2 separate regions of the Homo sapiens genome follow, and region 1 is linked to region 2. A link is a contact called in ENCODE Hi-C or POLR2A ChIA-PET data. All regions are on one chromosome and are shown on one strand. The core of a region is the stretch at or near the end of the contact, and the rest is flanking DNA. Distances in the headings are between cores, read along the strand shown.

The links. A loop is a pair of places that touch in the nucleus more often than their neighbours do. ChIA-PET counts read pairs that join two places held with the same protein, here RNA polymerase II (POLR2A). Pooled maps may share reads with other maps.
Region 1: a pooled map shows a loop between it and region 2 (4-fold over the local background). The contact joins the promoter of EP300-AS1 here to the enhancer-like site in region 2. A Hi-C loop is called at or near these places in 1 of 37 single-sample maps with no recorded cell type and 2 of 50 pooled maps. POLR2A ChIA-PET finds 5 or more read pairs at or near these places in 2 of 52 experiments (CD4-positive, alpha-beta memory T cell and activated T-cell).

The regions. Positions count from the first base shown.
Region 1 is chr22:41,195,143-41,199,393 of GRCh38, forward strand. It overlaps EP300-AS1 (EP300 antisense RNA 1), which reads right to left and starts at 2,359. Exons shown (of 3, transcript NR_110514.1): 1 at 2,132-2,359; 2 at 340-379. RefSeq lists enhancers at 2,019-2,518, 2,673-2,802, 2,813-2,882 and a silencer at 2,213-2,482.
Region 2 is chr22:40,489,613-40,493,816 of GRCh38, forward strand. The region is part of intron 3 of MRTFA (myocardin related transcription factor A); the gene reads right to left. Among named protein-coding and RNA genes, the nearest start is that of MRTFA-AS1, 30 kb to the right of the region's middle. Within about 2 kb of position 2,844, at least 7 of the 41 ENCODE cell types and tissues checked have a DNase peak (open chromatin) inside an H3K27ac peak, as active enhancers do.

The sequences.
Region 1 (4,251 bases), core at 1,109-3,608, 710 kb after region 2:
AAAATACAAAAAATTAGTCTGGTGTGGTGGCGGGCGCCTGTAACTCCAGCTACGCAGGAGGCTGAGACAGGAGAATCACTTGAACCTGGGAGGCACAGTTTGCAGTGAGCTGAGATTGTGCCACCACACTTCAGCCTGGCTGACAGAGTGAATGAGACTCCGTATCTCACACACACACACACACACACACACACACACACACACACACACACATGCATTTGATAAGCACTTGCCAATTAACCTTATACATCCAGAAATAACATCACCAAATTAACTACCATTATTCTAAACATAAACAATTTTGGGTCTTTTAACTGATACTTCAAAATCCCTACTTACTTTTCTCATATTCCTTCCAATAATTTGTTAGGAGGTGGACCTGTCAATAGGAAGGACAAAAAATTATTATCACCAATACTCTCAAAGTAATCGTCACTTTGGGTAGAAACCCCAGTACACTCGGGGAATTTTCAGAATTCAATCAAGCCCATCCAACTGTCTCCAAGTTTTGACACTGCCTAAAGGACTCCTCACAGTTGGTTTAGCCCAACCCAGTAAGAAACATTTAACAAATAATTAAAAGTGCTGTGCCAGGGTGGTTGTGTTGCCGAGATACGGTTGTTGGTAGCTGGGGAGTGGCAGGCAGATCCAGCCAAGAATTGTGCCCTAAGCCAGGAGCTCTGATGATGAAATCACAGGATGTTTGAGTTTGGGGCTTGATGGTCATCCCAGGTGGTTTCCTATCGTGGAAAACATTTGATGTATAAGAGTAAGGCTCAGCCAGGCGCGGTGGCTCATGCCTGTAATCCCAGCACTTTGAGAGGCCGTGGAAGGCGGATCACCTGAGGTTGGGAGTTCAAGGCCAGCCTGACCAACACGGAGAAACCCCGTCTCTACTAAAAAAAAAAAAAAAAAAAAAAAGGCCGGGCGTGGTGGCTCATGCCTGTAATCCCAGCTACTTGAGAGGCTGAGGCACGAGAATCGTTTGAACTCGGGAGGCGGAGGTTGCAGTGAGCTGAGATTGCACCATTGCACTCCAGCCTGGGCAACAAGAGCATAACTCTGTCTCAAAAAAAAAAAAAAAGAGTAAGGCTCCACTGGGTGCGGTGGCTAACACCTGTAATCCCAACACTTTGGGAGGCCGAGGTGGGGAGATCACTTGAGGTCAGGAGTTCAAGACCAGCCTGGCCAACATGGTGAAACCCCCGTCTCTATTAAAAACACAAAAAGCAGCTGGGTGTGGTGGCTGGCGCCTGTAGTCCCAGCTACTTGGGAGGCTGAGGCAAGGAGAATTGCTTGAACCTGGGAGGCAGAGGTTTCACTGAGCCGAGATGGCGCCATTGCACTCCGGCCCTGGGCGACAGAGTGAGACTCCGTCTCAAAAAAAAAAAAAAAAAAAAAGAGTAAGGCTCTATTGCTACTCCCTGATTTAATAAACGTCTCTGGGACAAAATTTCTTCATCTGTAAAAAAGGTAAATAAAAAAAACGCTTACTTGGCAAGTTCATTGTGACGAATTATCTACGACACCGGAATGGAAAGTGCTTTACAGATTGCAAAGCACTCCTTACACATGAGTAATTAGTGTTCACAGGTCCAGCCACTTTTGGGGAGGAGGAAAGTGTGGTCTTTTAGAGACCAAACGTCTTTCTAAAGTCCTGACAGCCAACGAAGGGCTCGGTGATCTCTGCGCTTCAAACTCTGCCCAATTCTCAAAGCCTGGTTTAAGTACACTTTTCCCTCAGCCTAAGGGAGTGGCCCAAGGGCAAACCGTCCCGGGTTCGTGTCCCACCTCTGCCTCAAAGATTACACCCTCTTAGGACAGGTGCGTGTCCCTGGTGGCCTGGGCTGCCAGCTCGGGAAGGAGGAGGTGGCAACCGCACCCGGGCGGCCGAGTGCTTAATAATGGCAGTTGCCCTGCCAGCCCGGTCACCTGTCACTCCCTCCTCCGACTTCTCCCGCACCGCGGCCGCAATCCAGCCCGGACACTCTGAGGGCTCTCTCTGAGCTGGGCACGGTCCTCGCTGCTCGGCCGAGTGCAGCCCCCTCACCTCAGTGCGACTGAGACAAAGCAAGGGTCCCACCGGCCCCTGTCCCCTCCCTAAGGCGCGCCCTCAGGGCGGGAGACCCACCTCAGCCAGCCCCCCAGCTCAGTGGTCCAGAGGCTCGGGTCCCGCGCTGACGCCCAGCGCCTCCCTCCTCCACAGCCGTCACTGACCGCTCGCTCGCCTCTAGCCTGGACCCCGCTGTCCAGCAGTCCCGGCTGGCCCGCGCCGCGCTCCTCCCGCTCTGGCAGTCCTGGCACTGGTAGGACGCCCGCAGCCTTCCACCCTAGAGGGCGCCGGGCGGGCACGCGCTGGGGGCGACGGGGGTGGGGCGGGGGAGGCGGGGCGACGCAGCGCGGGGCGGCCGGCGGTTGGTGCTCGCAGCCCGCGCGCCCGCCTTCCCGGCCACGTGACCTTTGGGCCCCGCCCAGATCGGGAGTTCCGCGCGGACTCTTGGTGCGACCCCGTCCCACTGAGCGCTCGGGTCGGGACCTTCCCGGTGTCCCTGTGGGGCAGAGTCCCGTTGTGCAGAAGAGGCGAGCTGAGGCACGGTGGCAGGCGGGGCGTCCAAGCAGTTAGCGCCGCGCCTGGCCGCTCGTCCGCGCGGGAAAGCGTTGTCTCCCTTCCTTCGGATGGAATTGGAACGGCAGCTCTCGTAGCGCCCGAACTGTGCGGTCCTTGATTTCACTGCTGTACCCACAGTGCGCAGAGCACAGGGGCACGCGGTACATTATTTGAATGAATAACTTTCTTATCCTGGCCTTTCTCTAACTCTCTCACTTCTACTTGGGTCACCCGCCCCCTCCCCAGGAGTCTTATAAAACAACCAGGGGAAGAGGAAACAGAAGTGGCTCATATGGGTAAAAGCCCTCGTCCTGCAAATCAGTGACACAAGGGAGTTAGTCCATCCAATGTACAGTTTTAAAAAGATTGCTACGTAGAAAAATAATAGGATAGGGTAAGAGGAGAACCCAGCTAGGAGCTTCAGTGGGATCCAGGGTGTTGATATGATGGTGGTCTGGATTTAAGTGATGGCAGTAGGGATAAAAAGAAGTAAAAATTCCAGCCTGGGCAACATAATGAGACCCTGTCTCTACAAAAAAAAAAAAAAAAAGTTTTTTTTTTTTTTTTAATTATCCGTGTGATTGTCACTCCTGTAGTCCCAGCTACTGGGGCGGGGTTTGGGGGTTGGCTGACGTGTGAGGCTCCACCAGGAGGTGGAGGCTGCAGTGAGTCGTGATCGTGCCACTGCACTCTAGCCTGGGCGACAGAGGGAGACCCAGTCTCAAAAAAATAAATAGAAGTAAAAAATATTTGAGGTAGCTTTTGGAGAATAAACGGGATTTGCTGATGGATTGAACAATAAGGGATGGAGAGGGAGAAATCAAGAGGAAATCACTGAATGGTTGGTAGTGCTATGTATTAAAATGCAAAAACTGCCGGGCGCGGTGGCTCACGCCTGTAATCCCAGCACTTTGGGAGGTCGAGGCAGGTGGATCACTAGGTCAGGAGTTCAAGACCAGCCTGGCCAACATGGTGAAACCCTGTCTCTAATAAAAATGCAGCAATTAGCCTGGCATGGTGGTGCACGTCTGTAGTCCCAGCTACTCGGGAGGCTGAGGGAGGAGAATCGCTTGAACTTGGGAAGCAGAGGTTTCAGTGAGCCAAGATCATGCCACTGCACTCTAGCTTGGGCGACAGTCAGTTTCAAAAATAAATAAATAAAATAAATAATAAGTGTGCAGTACTGGGCACAGTATATGGTAGTTATGATCATCCTATTAGACACTGGGATGGTAGCAACCGGTTGAGAAAAATAACCTTTATTAGTTGCTTAATCTTTTATTAATACTTTAGGGGCACAGCCATACATTTCACAGAGAATCTGCTAGTGACAAATCATCTTATTCATCAAATATTTATCTATTTATTTATTTGAGACGGAGTTTCGCTCTTTCTTGCCCAGGCTGGAGTGCAGTGGCGCAATCTCAGCTCACTGCGACCTGTGCCTCCTGGGTTCAAGCGATTCTCCTGTCTCAGCCTCCCAAGTAGCTGGAATTATAGGTGCCTGCTGCCACGCCCAGCTAATTTTTGTATTTTTAGTAGAGACGGCGTTTCACCATGTTAGCCAGGCAAGTCTCGAACTCCTGACCTCAGGTGATCTGCCCGCCTCGGCCTCCCAAAGTGCTGGGATTACAGGTGTGAGC
Region 2 (4,204 bases), core at 1,594-4,093:
CCATAATTTGAGTCCTTTCAAGACTGAGTCAATATACAGAATTCTAAATGAAAGGTTCTAAGCACACTATAAAATCAGCAAAGTAGCCGGGCATGGTGGCTCACTCCTATAATCCCAGCACTCTGGGAAGCCAAGGCGAGTGGATCACTTGAGGTCAGGAGTTCGAGACCAGCCTGGCTAACATGGTGAAATCCTGTCTCTATTAAAAATTCAAAAATTAGCCAGGTGTGGTGGCGAGCACCTGTAATCCCTGCTACTCGGGAGGCTGAGGCAAGAGAATCGCTTGAAGGCAGAGGTTGCAGTGGGCAGAGATCGCGCCACTGCACTCCAGTCTGGGAGACAAAGCATGACTCTGTCGCAAAAAAAAAAAAAAAAATCAGAAAAGTGTAGTTAATTGCTTAGGGTAGTTATCTAACATTACCATTCTGATCCTACTTATCACAAGCCTGAATCTCTATTGCCTATAGGTTTTTTTTGCATGTAACACAGATATTTTTAATGATCAGATTGAAAATATGGAACATTACAATCTTTTGAATTACAAAGTCAAAGGTAGCAGCCCAAGTCCTAAGCCATACTATCCCCCGCCTCTCAAATAATCTTCCCTTTAATGTTGCCATGGTGTTTCTTTGACGTTAGTCCAGAACAGTTCTAGATATTCAAAGAAAAAGCAACTGCCTCTCAACCAATTCTTAAAACTATTCTCAGCTGGGCGCGATGGCTCACGCCTGTAATCCTAGCACTTTGGGAGGCCAAGGCCGGCGGATCATGAGGTCAGGAGATCAAGACCATCCTGGCTAATACGTGAAACCCTGTCTCTGCTAAAAATACAAAAAACTACCTGGGCATGGTGGTGGGTACCTGTAGTCCCAGCTACTCGGGAGGCTGAAGCAGGAGAATGGTATTAACCCAGGAGGCGGAGCTTGCAGTGAGCAGGGATTGCGCCACTGCACTCCAGCCTGGGCGACAGAGTGAGATTCCATCTCAAAAAAAAAAAAAAGAAAAGAAAAGAAGAAAAAAAATATTCTCTCTGCAAACTGGGCACTGATAATCACTCCATCTCGTCTTCGATGTGTCCATTCATTGCTGACTCCACAGGCTCAAATCATCCTGTTAAAATTATTAAAATCCCAAAGAAATCTGGAAAACTCAAAAGAAATGTCTAAGTGTTTAGAAAAGTAGCATTTACATAATTATTATACATTGTATATAAATTCTGATAGTAGATAATTAGGGTTTCCAAGATAGGAGAAGAAAATATTGACAATTCTCTTTTATTCATATTTGACAGGATTTGGATAAAGCTCCTATTGTCGTTTTTTTCATAACCTAGAACTCTTCTAAAAGAATTTTCCTCAAATTTAAAAGTGAACTTTTCTAAATAACTCAAATGTGTCCATTCTACTCCCAAAGGATTTTCTTTTCCTGCAGTATAAGACTATGAAAGAAGCCGAGCACGGTGGCTCACACCTGTAATCCCAGCACTTTGGGAGGATGAGGCGGGAGGATCGCTTAAGGCTGGGGTTCAAGACCAGCATGGCCAAAATGGCAAAACCCCATCTCTACAAAAAATATAAAAATTAGCCGGGTGCAGTGGTGCACGCCTGTAGTCCTAGCTACTCAGGAGGCTGAGGCTGGAGAATCACTTGGGCCCAGGAGGTGGAGGTTGCAGTGAGCCATGATTGAGCCACTGTACTCCAGCCTGGGCCACAGGAGTGAAAACCTGTCTTAAAAAAAAAACAAAACCAAGACTATGAAGGAAGGCTGTTCACATAGGCAAACTCTTTTAATATTGATAAGACCAGTCCAAATTGTTCACCCTAAGCAAAACTAAGACGCAATACAAGTAAAAAGCCTTCCAAGTGTTATTTTATTTTAAATTATGATGTCTTAGTGTTATAAACCTTAAAGGGTTATCTATCTACTTTCAAGTATTCAACAGACAGAAGAAACTGAAATGATCATCAATAGCTCCCATTTGTATAGTACCTAAGGCCAAAGTGCATTTTATGGATAAAACATTGAATCTGACCCACATAAAGAGTAATTCCGCCTTATTAAAGAAAAGTTTTTTCTTCCCTTATTCCACAATCTAGGCTTGGCTATATGAGCTCTGCACGGTGGGGAAAAAAGGAGTAAGAAAGTGAAACATCCTAATCACTGTTCCACCAGGTCATGAAATGCACCCTACAGTACTATGTTCAGTTATCTATTTGTTGGGTGCTCAACAAACTTTAATACAAATCCTGGGAGAATAAACCACCCAAAGTCAAAGCTTGGATGGCTACAGAGAAATAGGACTGGGATAAAAGACAGCAGTTAAGTTTGAAAGGAAACAAAAGCATGCAAATCCCAAAGGCACAAATACTCGAACCTTCCCGCAAACTGTGATAATGGGTCAGGCACACTGCTGAGTAATAGCTGTCCTTTCTCGGCTTCAGGACAATCCACGAGAGTGGCAGAATCCTGCAGGTGGACTGATGAATCTTGGCCTTCTCCTCCAGCATGCTGGAGGAGATTCGAGTCTCCACAGGCCAATGCTGCAATAAACCACTCTTCCTTCCCTCTCTCCTTAAAGAGGCCATTTATTATTTGCCGAAGATCTGATTAGCCCTGCTCTTTAAGTTAAAGTGGGCACTTCATTCTACAGTGCAAAGGGTTGCAAGAACAGTTAGATCCCAAGTTTACTTAGGGAGTGGGGCATTAAAAGCAGTGACAGCAGAAGGTCAGAATCAGTAACTCTACTGGCAAAACATTTCTTCCTGTCAGCACTGGGCCTAGACACAGACACCTCCCTCTTCTATCCAAATGCCAAAAAGCAGAACTGAGATGATTTCAATGTGTAGAGCTGGAAGAGGAGAGGGTTCCCTTAGAGAAAATGCTCATAGCAACCAACCAACCTCATTCACCCAAAATAGTAAACAGTTGGTTTCTCTGCTCAGAACCAAAAGGCTTCTGCCAGACAAGCAGTATCACATGACTAGGTTCCCTCTTCTCTCTCTTGCCCTCCCTCCCTTCTTGTACAAAGCCTGCACCCAAAATGGAACAAGGAGCTATAACACAACATTATTTTACTGGACACATTCATCTTTAAAATGTTTGAAGATAAAAGATACCAAAAAGCAGAGGGGGGAGGTACCAAAGGAAAAACTCAGGAAGAATTTACTTTGAAAAAAGTCCTATCACAGTACTGATGTGGGAACCATAAACGTAATGGTTAACTGGCAAGTGTACTCAATGAATGAAAAAACAAATGGACACTTCTCACCAATTTGTAAACACTTTGCTGACAAAATATTTAAAAGAAGATACAGTTCAATACATATTTGACCTTTCCTTTAGAAAGACAATATAGGCTCTTAAGATGCTGGCTAGAGTCAGAGATAATATATTGGCACAATAGTGACAACCCACCAAAATTTGGGATTCAAACCCTTATCTTGTTGACCTCAGCTTACCTCACCATTTGATTTTACTCCTTGTATGTCACAGTCCCATCATTCACATCATTAGGAAGGAAATCAGGACAGCTACACTAACAGGCAACTGAAAAATCTACCCAGCTGATTATGAAAACAAAGGCCACCATGACACTGGCATTTCCACCTAAACAGAAGGGGGAAGATATTAAGGCTGACAGCACAGCTGGAACCAGATGTGCCACCATATTCTTCTCCCTACAAGGTTCCTCACACTTGAAAGCTAAGCGAGGCATGCAGTATAGAGACACAAAAATGAAAACCTCTATGCTGATCAATCTGTTCCACTAGGAAACTAGATAAAGTATAAGAATCAAAAGTGTCACAATCATCTGCCATGACCTCTACTCACAGGGCCAACAGGGGCACTTTGAGAGTAAAATCACTGATGCTCGTCCATCCCTTGCACTGTAAACTGCTCAATAAATATTTATAAAGTGGAAAGAAAAGGAAAAGGAAAATGAAAGAGGAAAAATTTACATGAGAAATCCTTAATTTAAGCAACAATTTTTCCAGCAAGAGCATGTGGAGATTGTTACTTGGCTACTGTCAGAATACAAATACCAGCAATAAATGATTTGTCATCAAGGATGAGGAGCAACTGGAACTCCCAGACATTACTGAGGAGGATGGAAAACGATAATGCTATGTAGAAAAACAGTTTGGGAGTTTCTTATAAATTTACACTTACCATAAAACCCAGTAATCCTATTCCTGAGTATTTA